Linked DNA regions of Homo sapiens: region 2 is linked to region 1. A link is a loop called in an ENCODE intact Hi-C map of the cell type or tissue named here. Cell type or tissue: prostate gland. All regions are shown on one strand.

Evidence for each region. A loop is a pair of places that touch in the nucleus more often than their neighbours do. Peaks named below come from ENCODE experiments on the same cell type or tissue, not always from the same donor. Only the 100,000 strongest peaks of a DNase experiment are listed, where the experiment ranks them.
Region 2: it touches region 1 in a loop (4-fold over the local background); 2 of 110 quality-filtered maps call a loop at or near these places.

Annotation. Positions count from the first base shown.
Region 1 is chr18:36,578,531-36,586,530 of GRCh38, reverse strand. The region is part of intron 6 of FHOD3 (formin homology 2 domain containing 3); the gene reads right to left. Among named protein-coding and RNA genes, the nearest start is that of TPGS2, 250 kb to the left of the region's middle. RefSeq lists a silencer at 2,844-2,893. In prostate gland, no CTCF peak of the experiment used is centred here; no DNase peak of the experiment used is centred here; H3K27ac peaks cover 3,457 bases.
Region 2 is chr18:36,690,888-36,698,887 of GRCh38, reverse strand. FHOD3 (formin homology 2 domain containing 3) reads right to left here. Exons shown (of 29, transcript NM_001281740.3): 17 at 5,465-5,679. Among named protein-coding and RNA genes, the nearest start is that of TPGS2, 130 kb to the left of the region's middle. In prostate gland, no CTCF peak of the experiment used is centred here; a DNase peak (open chromatin) is centred at 4,757; H3K4me3 peaks cover 1,904 bases; H3K27ac peaks cover 2,558 bases.

The DNA.
Region 1 (8,000 bases):
CCTGGGCGACAGAGTGAGACTCTGTCTCAAAAAAAAAAAAAAGTAACATGCACATCTTTTATTGTTTACTAAGGAATACCAAAATCCCTGCACTAAGATATTGCCCGAAGGAGCATCTTGATAGTATATGCAGAATGAAATTCGTGGTTGAGGGAAATCAACAAGATTGGGTACTTTTCCAGTTGGCAGCATTCCCATTTTCAAATACAAAACTTCACATTCTAAGGAGGCTATGTAACTTGTCGCATAGCCCATTTCTGGAAGAAGTTAAAGAAAAACCCAGGTCAATCTGATTCTTTCCACTATACTATGGAGGTTCCCATCTTTCACTCTGGTGCAAAAACTTAAGCCTTGGGAAAATGTGACAAATATTATCTTCTGAGTAACAATAAAGGTGAAAGAACTCTCTTAAGTAAATAACCAGCCCTGGAAACATGAAAATGAACAGCTAAAACCCAGGTTTGGCAAATGTGCTGTTAGAAGAGTGTGGCAGGCAGCTCACATCTCTTTGGAGTAGGGGGAGAAGGGCTGGCAGATGGGGGCTAGAGTAGAGAGTGGCAGAACCCTGCAGGCTCCCAGAAGCCTGTGCTGCTTCTGGTACTCTTGCTCATCCAACTCTCCTAGAAAAGGGCAGAACATCTCTCTGGAAGGAACAGCATGCTGCCTACTTTGGTGTTTCTGCATTTCCCTAAATGTTCTTCCAGATTAGAGCCACCCACTTCTACTCTTCCTCCAACTGCTAAAACTCATCTGGTTGCCCTGGGCTACAGGGGCAGAAGAGTCAAAGGTGCACCCTTAGTTTCTGCTTCTTGCGTTCACAAAAATAATGTCTTTGTAAGTTAAAATTCTGGTTTATCAGCAAGCCTCTTAAGAATTGAGGAACCACAATCAGCTCCCTGAAGATGATCATCTCAGAGTGAATGGAAGAAACTGCTGTTTAGCCCTGTGTCTGGAGACCTGTCTGGACAGTGGGGCCCCCTCAGCCTGCTGCCCTCTTTGAGGCCTGGCCTGAATCACTTCTCTCTCACTCTGAGGTCTTCCTAAAACAATAACTAGTAAAACTTGCTTTTTCCCTTTTTTTTCCTACTGAGATTATTCTCACATGGGGGACTCTAACATATCAAATCAGTGAGAATGAGTGTTCTGGGTATGCACAGCCAAGTGGCCGGTAGAAGAGCAACAGCCCTAATGAAGAAGCTGGCACTTTATACCCACAATGACTCCAACACAAATATTACATGACTATGCCATTAAAACCCATGGAATTTTAGAAATCTCATCGAATATAATGTTGATAAACATGCAAAAATTCAAACACAACCTCATTCACTAAACATATTTTTATGCCATTAGAAACAAAGCTCTTTAAACACAGCACAGCATTGGAAACAATTCGATTAACAAGATGAGAAAAGTCGAATGAATAATAGTACATTCATATGACTGTATATTATGTAGGCATTAAATATTGTAGTTTAAAAATTTTGTAGTAACAAAGGAAATGCTTATAATATACTCAGAGTTAATTTTGTAAGAAAAATTTAAAAAATCAGAAGAAAAGGTACCAAAAAATGATGATCTTTATGTGGTAGTGTTTCTAGGTAATTTTTATTTTACTTTTTTTGTATTTCTAAAGTTTTATACAAAGAGAGTATGTTATTTTTGTAATCACAAAAAAATTCAGTAAATGTTTTAAAAAGTTATTTTTTACTATCAAGATTTCCATATTATACCAGTAAACTTTAGCTATTTTAGTTTTTTGAGAAGGGGTCTATGTGTTATTCAAGCTGATCATGAACTGGGATCCAGGGATCTTCCTGTCTCAGCCTCCCGATAGCTGGGACTACAGGCCACCATGCCCAGTTGCCATATTTTTTCTTTAATCTGTAATCATTAACTGAATTATAAAAAAATTAGTCTTAATTGAATTTCTATTAATGAAATATATTTCAATTCAATTAATGTGGGAATTATAAACACAACATCCAATATCAAGGATGGATTTAAGACAATAGTGCAATTCAAGGAACTAACTATAATGTTCTAGCAACTCCCTTTGCCTGGACCATATAGAATTTGCTGGCTGAGTACATCTCATGCTATTGCAGTATATTTACAGTGTTTTTATAATATTAACAATTGGACTTCTGGCTTCCAGCTGGAAAGATGTCGAGTGTCACTCCCAACCTAATAATAAGAGAGAGACAAACAATCTTTCACGCCATAACTTTTCTTGAGCCCATCATATACCTGGGGTTGCAGGAAAACCAAGTAGCCTGAAATCTAGGGAGGGAGAGTGTTCTATCCACCCAGAAAGGGTGAGAGGCCAGCAATGGACTATCATCTGAGGCAGGGTAGGGGAGGAAAATGAAGCCATTTATACAAAGCAGCAGGAAAAACTCAGGCTGGGCATGCTGGCTCACGCCTGTATTCTTAGCACTTTGGGAGGCCAAGGTGGGAGAATCACCTAAGCTCAGGAGTTTGAGACCAGACTGGGCAACATGGTGAAACCCCATCTCCATTCAAAACACAGAAAATTAGCTGGGTGTGGTGGTGTGTTCCCTGTGGTCCCAGCTACTCAGGAGGCTGAGGTAGGAGGATTGCTTGAGCCTGGGCTGTTGAGGCTGCAGTGAGCCGAGACTGTGTCACTATACTCCAGCCTGGGTGACAGAGTGAGACTCCGTCTCAAAATAATAATAATAGTAATAATAATAATAATAATAATTAAACAATAAAACCTCAGATAATAGTTTTAGCAAATTGTCAAATGTCAACTGTGGGCTACCATGAGAGCATAAACCCCTTGGAACTGCAGACACAAAGGGATTTGGCAGCCACCAGTAGGCTGCTCTCCATGGCACTCACAAAGAAGCTGGGGGCAGGGCTGGGACCTAAGAAACTTTCCCAGTAGTGCAGGCCTAGCGGTGCACAGCCACACAGCAGGCAGAACAGCAACAACCCTAAAGGAGGAAGGGAGCAGCCAGCACTGTGAAAAGGAGGGGAAACCCCAGCCAGAGGCTTCTCCTCTTTGAGACAAAAGCCTTAAGCCACAGGGAAGGTCAACAAGGTGGGGGAGGAGAAGGGAAAAGAATAAAACCCTGTACTCCTAGGGCAGGGGCAGGAAACCATACTGGGCATCTCCTGTTGCTTAGTGTTTTACGTCTTCTTCACTATTATCACTCCCATTTTGTAGATGAAAAAGCAACCCACCCCAAGGATGGTGCAGGCGTGTGTGACCCCAAAGCTCTGGCACTGACTGTCAGATGCAGCATATCGTGATTCCAGGAAGGCCTTGTGACCCCAATGAAGAAACACAGCTGGATGGTCAGAGTTCAACGGCTTCCCACTAATTGTACAATGACCCTAAAATGCCTTGACTGATCAGTGTCAACCTGCAGGCTGCACTGGTTTATGCATTCCTTGTCTCTGTCCCACTAGACATTTTCATCAATGGCATGGAAGATCTGCTTATTCATTTTTTGTTAAATAAAATTAGCACTAACAGTTAATAAGAGAAAGAAGCAGAACAGAATTCTTAATTATCTTGAGGCTGGAACTCTGGCCCACAATCAATGGGGGAAAAATGCAAGGCCCTGAATTTAAACGTGAATCAATCAATCGCAGACACGCAGAATGGAAGAAACTGGCAGATAAAAATGTGTGACAAAAATCCGGAAGGCTTAGTGGATTACCGGTTCAAACGGAGGCAACAGCCAAGGCTGCTGCTAAAAGATGTAATATATCAGAGGTGGGATTTGTGGAAGAATGACATCGCATCCCAGCTACCATATTACTATTCTTTGTACTACATGAACAGAAGAGTTGGTAACCAGTATGATGAGGAGCTGAAAATTATATCCCCAAGTACTATCTGTAGCAGCCATCAAGTTTAGCTTGGACAGGGTTCACATGGTAACTGCCTGTAAATACTTTGCTTCCACAGCAAGTCAGAGTGTCTTGTTCAACAAAACAATGCACAAGCATTTGGTTAATGACAGGTAATGCATGTCCGAAAAAGGAAGGCTTTCCACCAATTCCAGCATGCAACAGTATTCCTGGGCAACCTAGGCAAATGATTTGATGATCCCTCTGCATCTAGAAGTATGAGGAATGGGACTGATGATGTCAGGAACACCTTTAACATGACATTGCCATCTCTTCAAGGCTAGGATTCTATTATTTACATTACGTAACTTACAAAGGTCTTCAGCTCTCACCCCCATATTTGGGTCATCTGAGCAGATCACACAACAGTGACATGCCAGTGGCTCCAAGACCAGAGGGCTCACCGAATCTCCTCTCCTTGCCCATCAGCCAGTGTCTCCTGGGGCACATGGAGCACCAGGCTCCATGGCACTTAGCTCTCTTTGGGAATATTTCCTTCATCTCCAAACCAGTGTGTCCAAAGTTTTCTTGCCAACAAACCCCAATGTCCAACTCTTCTACTGCCATTGGCACTGCCATATTTCTAGCTGCAGAGTCAAACTGTGACCCCCAACCTTTGATTCCTTTTATTTTCCTATATCCAGAAATCTCCTCCTAGAAGGCTAGTCCTCAAAATGTCTCTATTTTTTCATTATTCTGTTTCCACTGCTACTCTCACCTCACAGCTGTGATACTGAGCTAACCCTTCCCACCCAGCTTTCCCATCCCTGTCAATTTCCCCTCCTCCACCACTCCATTCTACACACCACGTTACTTATTTTTTCTTCATTTTGCAGTCCTAAACAAACTTTCAGCAATGTCCCCAGTGTTGGGGGTGGGGTGGCTGGCGGGTGGGCTCATAGGTTCTCTAATGTATATGACAGAGAAAGAGAGAGCGCATGAGCACGAGCATGTATGTATGTGTGTGTACGTGCGTGCAAGGAGGGCCTTGGCCAGGGCTCCTCCAGATAGGCCTACATAGGAGTAGGGAGGCCTGCACACCCTCACACAAGTAGAAAGGAAGTCTGGAGACCTGTGATCAGCAATATGGGGCACAGATGGAAGGATGAGATCCAATGGGGCTGATGGGAACTTAGACAGAGCAAGGCAAGCTAACCTGGAGAGCAATGCAGACAGGGAAGCTTCCATGCCAGCGCCCTGAGGCACCCCTAAGAGGCAGCAAGGAGGTGAGAGTTTGCCAGGCTCAGGGCCCTGAGGCCTTCCCCTTGGGCCAAAAGAGGATCCATAGAGATAAAGAGACAGACTCTCTGTGCTGGGTGACAAAGGGCCATGCTGTATAGACTGAATCATCTTACTCCAATTAATTAGAATTCCAGATGTATGAAGAGAAAAAAATCCACATCCTGTGATAAGTCATGGGCCTGGCATCTGCCTCTTACCTCTGACTGGAGAGTTTAAAGATTGGCTCTTGTAAATAGAAAGAAACACTTTATTGAAAACACTTTTTTCTTTCTTTTAAAAAGTCATTATTTGGCTACGAATGCATTATTTTCTCCCCTGGCTATGAGTCTCAAATATCTGCAAATATGCATTGCATAATGAGCCTCTGGCAGGCTGCAAAATCACATCTTGTTGCCTTTCATGGAAGAAAAATGATGAATTATGAAAACACAGTGACAAGATGTTTCTGCTCCAGTACTTCCTTTATCAACTCTGTGACTGTATAAGGCAAAGGCAACTGGATGTCAAGGTAACCTTTCCAGGTTAAGATAAATCTGACTCTTTGTCAAAAGGAAATGCTAGGGCCCCTGGCTTTGCTGATTTCTTAATTTGAATTGGGGAAAACCCATTGCAGCTGTATTGACCAAACTGTATGTTTAAGGAGGAGACTGAGGCCTCCTTCTCAAAATCTAAGGGTCTTGGGTTGATGTATCTGTTGTTCTTTTCAATTTCTCATTATTCAGATGGGGGTGAGGGAAGAGTATCAGCAGACACTCTATTGGTTTTGTAAATAAGAGGTGATCTCATTAGAACTATGTAGACTGGAAATAAACTTGGCAGCTACTGCCTTTGTTAACTTTCAGCAACTCGCCTAGAACAGAGCACACCCTGCAGGGGGGCAGGAGACCTTCATGTGACATCACAGTTAGTGGGATGGGCTGTGGCATCACTGTTCCCCAGAATTCTCCTTTCCAACAACACAGTGAACTCCAAGGCACAGGCTGACTCTTGGCTCCACTCTCTTGTCCTCATTATGACCAGCACAGTGCAGAACACAGGAGCCAGAGACTATTCTAGACCTGCCTTTGGGAAAATAAAAGATGAAGACAGAAATCCACACAGATCCAGTGCTGACGGCCCAAATGGCTAGGGAGGAGGCGAGTGTGCCACCTTAGACAGAGGCCCTGAAGAGGCAGCCCAGAGTCCTGAACCACCACTGAGGAAGCACACACCGAGTGCACCGTGTAGGATGGGGAGGCTGGGAAAGCACAATTCCTACAAATGTATTTTTGAAACTTTTTAATTTTATAATTTTTCCATGTTATTTAGAAATGCAATAAAGATTTTCCTGTGTGTTTATTCTTTCCTGATTGTTTATTTTCCTTACAGAATGATTCCAAAGTAATATCAATATGATGCTGTTGCCACATCAGAGACTCTGAGCCATGGCATGCATTTCTGTTATTTCTGTTTTTTTTTTTCTCTGCTGCTCTTCTTCTTTTCCTCCTCCGTGGTCCTTCTCCTCCCTCTTTTCTATCTCTCCCTCTTCTTTTCTTTGTGCCTTTCCTCTCTTAGTCTATTTTTGCTGCTATAAAGAGAAATACCTGAGACTGGGTAATTTATGAAGAACAGAAATTTATTTCTCACAGTTCTGGAGGCTGGGAAGTCCCAGATCAAGGCACTGACTGTGAGGGCCCAGTCTCTCTGCATCCAAGATGGTGCCTGTTGCTGTATCTTCTGGAGGGCAGGAAGGTTGTGCCCTCACATGGCAGAGAATCAAAAGAGAGCAAATGCACTCCTTCCACAAATCCTTCTTATAATGGCATTAATCCATTCATGACAGCAGAGCTTTCATGACCTAAACACCTCTTGACACTGTTGCATTGGGGATCACGTTTACACCACAAAAATTTAGGGAGGCACATTCAGACCACAGCATTCTCTATGTAATCTCTCCCTGCTCACAGTGATTCTTCCCCATACCCATCCCACCTTCCCTAACCTTGCCCTCACTCTATTCTCTGTCTGGTGATGAGCTAACAGACTGTCAGTTTTTCTATTGTAAGCATGTTAGGTTTTATTTCCTTTTAGAAATAGGGCAAGTTGTTGGTGTTTTATCATGGCCATCATAAAACCATAAAGATATCTTAATTCAGCTGTGTCATGTACAAAAAGTCAATCTTTCTTGCAAAATCTCTTCCCATCTCCCTAGCTTTTATGTCCTTGAGACCATTCAGAGTGCCTTGGGGAGGGAGCAGGTTCCAAATGAACATGAAAGTTAGGGAGGCTTCCCAGCACAAGCAAGGAAAAAGGAGAAAAAACTGAAACAGGATATGAGATATAAATCTTCCCTCGGTCTGGCTGATGCAACCTAGAAAGCCCAGCATTTCACTCAGTGTCCAAGGTCACCTACATCAGTTTCAAAACAGAGTCACTTCCATTTTCCATAGAAAACAAAGCCAAACATTTTTTTTTAAAGATTTTCAATCTTCTGAGGGAAAGCATAGCTGTTTCTAATCTGAAATGGGGAAAAATTCTCTCATCAATAAGTACTAGAAAAAGAAAACCTGAGGGCAAGATGTGAGGGTCACCCACGGATATGGGACCCCATGGGGATTCGCATGCCAGTGCCAGCCACAGAGAAAAAGCCCTTCCAACCACACAAGGACACAATCACCAGGATTCTGAGAAGCCTGAGAAGGAGATACAGCCTAAAACTAGAACCATACTCCTCCCCAAATCAAACCAGGGCTGAGTGCTCCCAAAGGACAGCAGAATCCTTGGGAGGCAGGTGACTCCAGGGGTAGGGCCAGGGGATGGACTCCCCAGCAGAGCACAGCACTGTGAACAGCAGCCTGGAAAGGCTCACTCTAGTGGGGGTGGGCAGTGAACAC
Region 2 (8,000 bases), 110 kb before region 1:
ATGTGCCTGCATGTTTTACTGGGCCCTATTCACATCACCCTGTGGGAACTGAGGCTTGGGGAAATGGCACAAATGTTGATATTCTGGCTATTGCTATCACTAGAAGTAATGAAGTCCTTTGTCTCTGACCCAGGAATTTTGTGTCTTCTGCCAGCATCCACGGAATTGTGGCAAGGCAGCACATTAGCTTACAAATAGGGTAATGTTTCAGTTCCTTCATAGCTCTTGACACCTAATAGCTGCCTAGGAAATAATAATTTTGATCAGGTAATGTCCACCTCCCCTTCTCTTTTTTTTGGAGTTGGGGTCTTGCTCTGTTACCCAGGCTGTAGTGCTGTGGCGAGACCATAGCTCACTGCAGCCTTGAACTCCTGGGTTCAAGCTATTCTCTTGCCTTAGAAATAATGCTCTTCTTTACCAACTTTTCCAGTGCCATTCTATGCCTATCTTTACTTAAGGTATATACTTTGTCTACTTCAGAAGGACTCAATCCCAATTAATGTTTCCAAATATGATGCAAGAAGACACACTTCAGACAACTGTCATTTCTATGAGGAGAAAAAGGGAAATTTTTAGAGACTGAGAAATGGCAAGGCAGAAAAACTCGATGATTTGCAAAGGCTGCCCACAGCAGGTGTAGCAGGTAGGACCTCAGCCTTGGGTAGAGTTGCTGAAAGATTTTGTCCAATTGACAAAATGGTATCAAGTAGCAGCAGTCAGGTGAGGCAGGGAGGGAGGCAGCCCTGAGTCATAGAACCACAAGGAATCTAGTTTCCTGCCAATTCATGAAACACTGAACTGGAGGCATCCAAAAGGTTTATGCAAGAGAACTAGCATGCAGTGTTAGGCTGATGATGGACAATATTCCATTGCTACCGTGCCAGTTGGAAATAGGATACCAGATGTTTCTGATTTCTGCTGTGTGGATTAGATAACCTCAGAGAGTCCCTACACCTGAAGGAGACTCAGAACATCTTCCACAACGAAGATGACAAAGACAGTCAACGCTAACAATGATGACAGCCAAAAGGACAAATGGATGCCCACAGGAAAAATCATTTAGACAAACTAAACATTTCATGATACTCTATGTCTAAATTTTATTTCCAGGTTTGAGGATCAGGAGGCTACAGGAATCGCCATATTTACCCATACTTTAAATGCCTGCATCTGTGACAGGAAGTATCATTAACCTTTGTCAATAATGTCTGCTGGTGAGTAGGCCATGGCCATATAGGCCGTATATATCCCCAGGGCCAAACAATCAGACATTTGGAAATACCCTGGAATCCAATTACAGGTAGAGAAAAAAATCACTGTCAAACGTATTTTTCCTTGACATAAATAAAAATAATATAGTGTGGCATCATTTTCAAATGTATCTGTGATGTATTATTTCTGTGTGCAATATGGAGAGTATCAAGCTCATAATAAAATACTGTAGACATAATTTTGCTTTCATGGCTAGGTTAGTGGGTGAAAGCCACTTCTAAATTCTTGACAGCTGCTTCCTTCCACTGGGAAATGCCATTTATCTCCACCTGGCCTCAGGAGGGACTCGTTTACAAGAGGGAGCAAGGAGGGAACATAGTTCTAGCTCTCTAGAGAAGGCAGCTTAACCCCGGGATGCCCTCCAGGGACCACCATCAACATATGGTTTTCAGGTGAGTAGTTTCTCTCTATTCTGTTTCCATGAAATAGGTTACCTGGATCTGACATAAATTGTGATAAGAGGTTATCTGGCTATCTTGACTTTACTTATGGGTACACAGATTATTATTATTAGTTTTCATCCTCAGAGAAACTTTCTCAAGAATTATGTTGAAGAACTCTATCCTAATAAGAACACTGTACCTTTTCTGACAAAGAGAATCACTTAGGTGCTTTCAGAATCATCTATGAGTTTCTAAAAATAATAGGAAATAAACTTACTAAGTAGATATTCTGATGTCTACCCCCAGGGATCAGTGAAAATAAGGAAAAGATATCAAAGCAATGAATGAAGAGATGCCTTTCCATGTTTGCCCAAACTTTGGGCTGGCTGACTCCATTAATTCCAACACAGTGCAAACAGGAGCGTGTGTATGTCTTTCTTTCCCTCCCTTGGGCTGGTACTTTTAGAAAGAAGGAAAGTACTTAGACCATCATCACCAAGTCTAGGCAGTATGGGGACATACATCTGCTAAGCCCACAAGAGGGTCAGATGGAAAATTAATTCAAGCATGTATTGACTTGGTGGTGGGGATTAGGGGCATCATTCATACAAAAGTTATAGCAGATTAACCTGGGGAAGCTTTTGGCTGAGAGATCTCACTAGATGGCATATCATGCTATCAGTATTTATCATTAGCCTTTCCCTTTTAAAAAGTACGTTTTGTAAGACAAAAGGAAAAGGAGTTTTTAATGTTTTCCTATCTTCTTCTTTCAAAAGTTCTTCAGAATCTGAAACAGGAGTTATAAAAGAAAGAACCCATAAAGGGACCTGTACTCCTGAGGCACAGAAAATTCAATAACAAATATTAGTTTTTCCTTTTCTTGTAAATATAATTCTGAAATGTAGGCTGCAATTTTTGCAGATGTTGGTGAGAGGGTTAGCAAAGGGATGGTGTGGCATTAATATGAATAGCAATGCAAACATGGTAGAGCCATGACTCCATGACAAATGGCTGAGATGGGCATCAGAACACTAATTACACTCCCAGCACTGTGCCAAGATGGTCTGAAGCACAGCTTTCCATCTATCTGGGCCTCAGTAAAACATGGATAATAACATCTCCCCTACCTACCCAGATACGTTTGGGAAAAAGGGGCACAGCACTACAAAAATGTGAAGCGTATTATGATTGCATGTTCCCACAAGGATAAAGAGTGAAAAAGCAAGGCAATCCCTGGCACGTTTGGACATGCCAGGTGTTTGGTGCAGGACCAACATCTGGATGTGTGATTATATTTTTAATTCTTCCTCCAGATGTCAGGATACTGGAAATGCTAGGGATAAGCAAAAGGTTACTTTTGAACATTTGAAAATGGGACTTGGTAAAAAGAATATACTATTAATTGGATGCTAACAGAATGCTTCAAAGAATAAAGTAGGCTGAGAAAAACTTGGTGACACCAACTTTGCATTTCTGTCATAAAGGCCAATGTCTACAAAGCAGAAGGAAACCTCTGCGGTTCTTTCTGAGACCACCATCTTTTCATACACTTGCGATGTCCAATTTTATAAATCAATTACATATCAGGACAAGGAAGACTGTTTGCTCTTGCTGATTTGGATCCTGATTACTTAACATACAATGGACAGCTCTTCTAGATCTCACAGGAGCCAGTACTTTTGACTTTTTTCCAGGAAAAAAGCAAACAACATCAAATGATGCTAGAATTCTTGGTTATATGCAGATTCAAGCCCAGTATTCCTCTTTCAGAAGCAGGTATCATTTATTGTGTAATTTTGGTCAAACATTCTCTCAGTCTCTATTAATCCCTTCTCTGAAGAGAAAATAACACTTGCAAATATTCTTTTTTTTTTTTTTTATTTTTGAGACGGTGTCTCACTCTGTCACCCAGGCTGGAGTGCAATGGCACAATCTTGGCTCACTGCAACCTCCGCCTCCTGGGTTCGATTCTCCTCCCTCAGCCTCCTAAGTAGCTGAGATTACAGGCATGCGCCACCACGCCCGGCTAATTTTTTTGTATTTTTTTTTTTTAGCAGAGACCGGTTTTCTCCACGTTGGTCAGGCCGGTCTTGAACTCCCGACCTCAGGTGATCCACCCACCTCGGCCTCCCAAAGTGCTGGGATTACACGCAAGAGCCACTGTGCCCAGCTGCAAATATTCTTTTGAAAGCATACTGACATATCTTCCCCAAATGCATACTACACACACACACGCACACACACACACACACACACCCACGTATACATGAAATGACTATTTTCTGTATTCTTACTGAAGCTGAAATATTCTTTTGCAGTGGCTAGAATGGTCTCGAGTTAAACTGTAATTCAATCAAATACGTAAGAAATTATCTTTTGCCACAAACATCAAGGAGAGAAATTGTCTTTTGCCACAAACATCAAGGAGATTAAAAATTTGAGGACAAATGACATTTACAGACACTGTCAATTCCCTCTCAGCTCGGAGCTGTTCTGTACTTCACAGTTTAGACAATCATTCTGTAAAGGACGGGAGATACAACTTTTAGTTAAACGTCCCAGGATAAAGTGCTGAACCACAACTCTGCAGGAGGATATCTCTCATATTGCCTCTGGAAATACCACAACGTAGATAATAGCAATGATATAAGGCAGGGTTTGGAAAGCACACGGCTGTTATAGAACAGTCTCTTTTCTTGACTTTCAGAGTCTCAATATTTTAAGACCGACATTACTCATCCATGACTGAGCCATCTGCCTGGGACAATCTTCCATGGCTCAGGGATCGGGAGTAACGGGATGTCACGGGAAGCTGTGGAGGAGCCGGCCCGCTCCAGCAGAATGAGCCAAGGTTTGGAGAGCCAGCAAAGAATTGGACAGACAATATCGTTCCATTATATCCAGTTCTGCTAAGGTCATGGAGTCCGGCCTTGTTTAAATTAAACTTTATGCCATATTTAGTCAACCCTCCTAGAATTAAAAGCTTAATGCCTCTGCTGTCTTCAATTGGCTAAGTCTACATCAGGCTGTAAGCCATAACACTTGACTAAAGCAAACAGTGCTAGCAGGAGGGTTAGTCAACACACACTGTGTAAACGCTGCTGAGAACCATCCCTGTGTTAATGTGAAAGAAAACGGACCCACAGTATGCAGAGCAGGCAGGAAAACAGCTGATGCTCAAGGCTGCAGTGTACAATATCATCGCGCCTCTCCAAATAAAGTGAAGAAGACAGAATATCTCCCAGGAGAGCTTGCCTGTCTGTACATAAGGACGTACACACACACACCCACATCCAACCATGTGCCAGTAATTTTTACAATTTGAATTATTTTCCTTCTTCCATATTTACCTTCTATTTTCACTAGGTCCACATTTTTCTTTGCTTGCTGTAATTAATTTTATTCTCCTTCAGTTTAATTTAAACCAGACTAACAGTTCCTCGGGTAAGAACATTCGAATGTTGGTCACTTGATTGGGCAGACCCACATCTCAAAATGATAAAGTATTAAATGAATATTCCAGTATTTAGGATTAAATGTTAAAGTAAAGCTTATTTTCCATATTCTCCTTTTTCCATGGCCATACATTGACAACTTTGATGAATCATTTTGCTTTAATATAAGTGGCTCTGAAGACGTCTAGTTTGTTAGTGACCAGGCAGTTGCAGTCACAACCCCCCTCCCCCAACAAAGTGTACCCATAGTTGCTGTCTCAGTATTAGCCTGCAGGTTGAAATCATCACTACTGCCCTGAGGAAGCCTGTCTGATGTTAACCTGTTCATTTTCCCTCTACTCTCCCTGTACTCACCTTGGGGATGGTGAGGGGTTCCTGGGGAGGAGGCAGACACCGTGAGAGCCTCTTGAGAGTCTGAAGATGAGGGGCTATGGCTCAGAGGAGCCAGGCAGGCTGGGGCTGCTGGCGAGGTCAGGTCCAAGGAGAGGTCGGCTCTGCCCCGGCTCACACTCCGGCTTCTCAGCTCCTTCTCGTGCTCCTCAGCTGCCAACTGTTCCAAGTATTTGTATCTGAAAGTTAAATTCCAAAGGGTTTCCGTCAAACGAAAGAGGAGCCTGTGGCTGATGCTTGTTTATGGATGAAACACCTGCAGAATGAGCCGGTTTCCTGATGCACACAGCACAGTGCAGGGCTGGCTGGAGAGTCAGCCTGCCAAAAACACCCAGCAAAGCCAAGATGCTAATGATTAAAAATCCCACGTCACTCATAACCAAGCAAATTGGGGGAAATGGCAGCATCACACAGTCCCTAGATACTGGATCACTGCTGCAGAATCCTATCTTGCTCTTTTAGGGAACATTTGTAAATAAGCAAAACAGCAATAACCACCACCAAAAAGCCTCAAGAGTGATGGCTGAAAACCAAACCCCCTCGGAGCTCACAGCTGTGAAATGGGTGGGTGCCTTGGTGTGGCAGAGAGAAAAAAAATGCCCCCCATATACCAAAGGGGGTTGCTTGGATGAAGGCCTGCCTCTCTGAATTTCTGAACCTGCTTCAATACTAACAGCAATGTAACTGGAATTCACTTTGTTCTCTCAGTGCTGACCATGGAAACTTTTTTTATATTCTAAAATATTTCTGAGTAGGAATCAGACATCCAATAGCTTGAACCTGACGTCACATAGAGTTTATTCATCAAAGTCAGTTTAAAAGAACAAAGATACATCTGTTTTGCATTTCAGGCAGGCAGAACCCACTAACTGTTTATTAAGACCAGCTACCAATCATATTCCTCATAGTGCGCTTTATAGATCAGACCAAAATAACTTTGAAATGTGTGCCTCTTCCAGATGTCTGCTAATTTTACTCACCATTATTTTTTCAGAAATAAATTTATGCATTCAGCTGTAACAGGTTTCTTACTATCTTACCTACCACTAAACTTTGGAACAGCTTACTCAAGACGCTCACTTTGCATCTATCCAATTCACTGCTTCAGTTCCTCACAATGGGCATTAGACATGGTGTTCCTCATTTACCCAGATAAGAAAGGCAGAGCACATAATTAAAATATTTTAAAACAATGCATTTAAAAAGCATGCATTTTTTGCATCCCATCCTCAAGGTGGGTGTGGTTTCTCGATCTGTAATCCTCACCCCTTTTCCCTGCCAGCCCAAAGGCAGTCCACCCTTCGGACCACACTTGCATGCACATCTCCCTCCAGGAAGGCTGCCTTGACCACCACAGCTGGAAGTGATCTTGGCCTTGCCTCTGAACTCATGTCGGATATGTAGTCCCTTCAACTCAGATGGCATTTTACATTTACTGCCTGGCATATTTAGTCATCTGTTCACATGTGTATGTCTGTTTTCAAAAAGCAAATAATAGGATTTTCATGAACAGGAAGATTACCATCCTCTGTTCTTTCCCTCGGTGCCTTGCATTTGCAGGCTGATGGGAAGCAGGCAGAGCATGCAGGGAGAAGCCTGCAGAGTGGCACCCCACCTGCAGAGGTCCACCTGCAGCCCAGGATGCTGAGGGAGCAAATGCATCCCATTTCATTTTTGTGGGGAATGAGCTTGCATTCATGGTGAATCTCTGATAAAAGGTGTGTAGTGCATGTATATGTAGACACAAACACTTCAGGCTTGGCCAAGAGCACCACCTCTTGAGGGGTAAGAGAGGCAACAAAAGGAATGTGTTTGTGGCCTTAATTCGGGCCAGCAAGAAAAAGCCACTTGGCTGTGGAAGTAACAAGAACCTTGAAAGAAAACAATTTTAAGGGTAAGAGGCAGGGCCTCCAGCAGGTATGTGTTAAATGGGATGGTGGCAAGTTCAAGGCCAGAAATGCCCTAAGTCCAGGAGTTGTGAGCACAGGCATTCCCACACTGCTGCCACAGGATAAAGGGGCAGGCAAGAAATGAGTGCAAATAAGAGAATCTGGACAGGTCCAGGAATTCAGGAGGTCAGAATCCCACTGCAAGAAATCAAATGAGTCTGGAGTGGGTGGTGGTGATGAAGCCCTCAATGAAAGGCTTCCAGCCAGGAGGACATCCCACTTGCTGCATTCATTTTTGCTGGCTCATTCCTGGTCCTGGCCTTCTGCATGCCTCTCTGTGGGCAGCCAGGTGGGCAGGAATTTGTGGGGAGCCAAAGGGTTTAACCCACTTTCTGGGAGACTCCAGGGGCCACTCATCCCAGAGCCTGTATATATTTGACTCAAATGCTATTCCTGTGTACCCTTTGGCCTCACAGATGCCATCACTGAAGATCTGTAAGACATGGGAAGAGTTAGAGGTTTAATCTGAATTGTCCCAAAACATGATGTTTATGTGTTAGACAAAAATGGTAGAAGCAGAGGTAGAGGGATGGTGAGTTGTTGCTTCATGG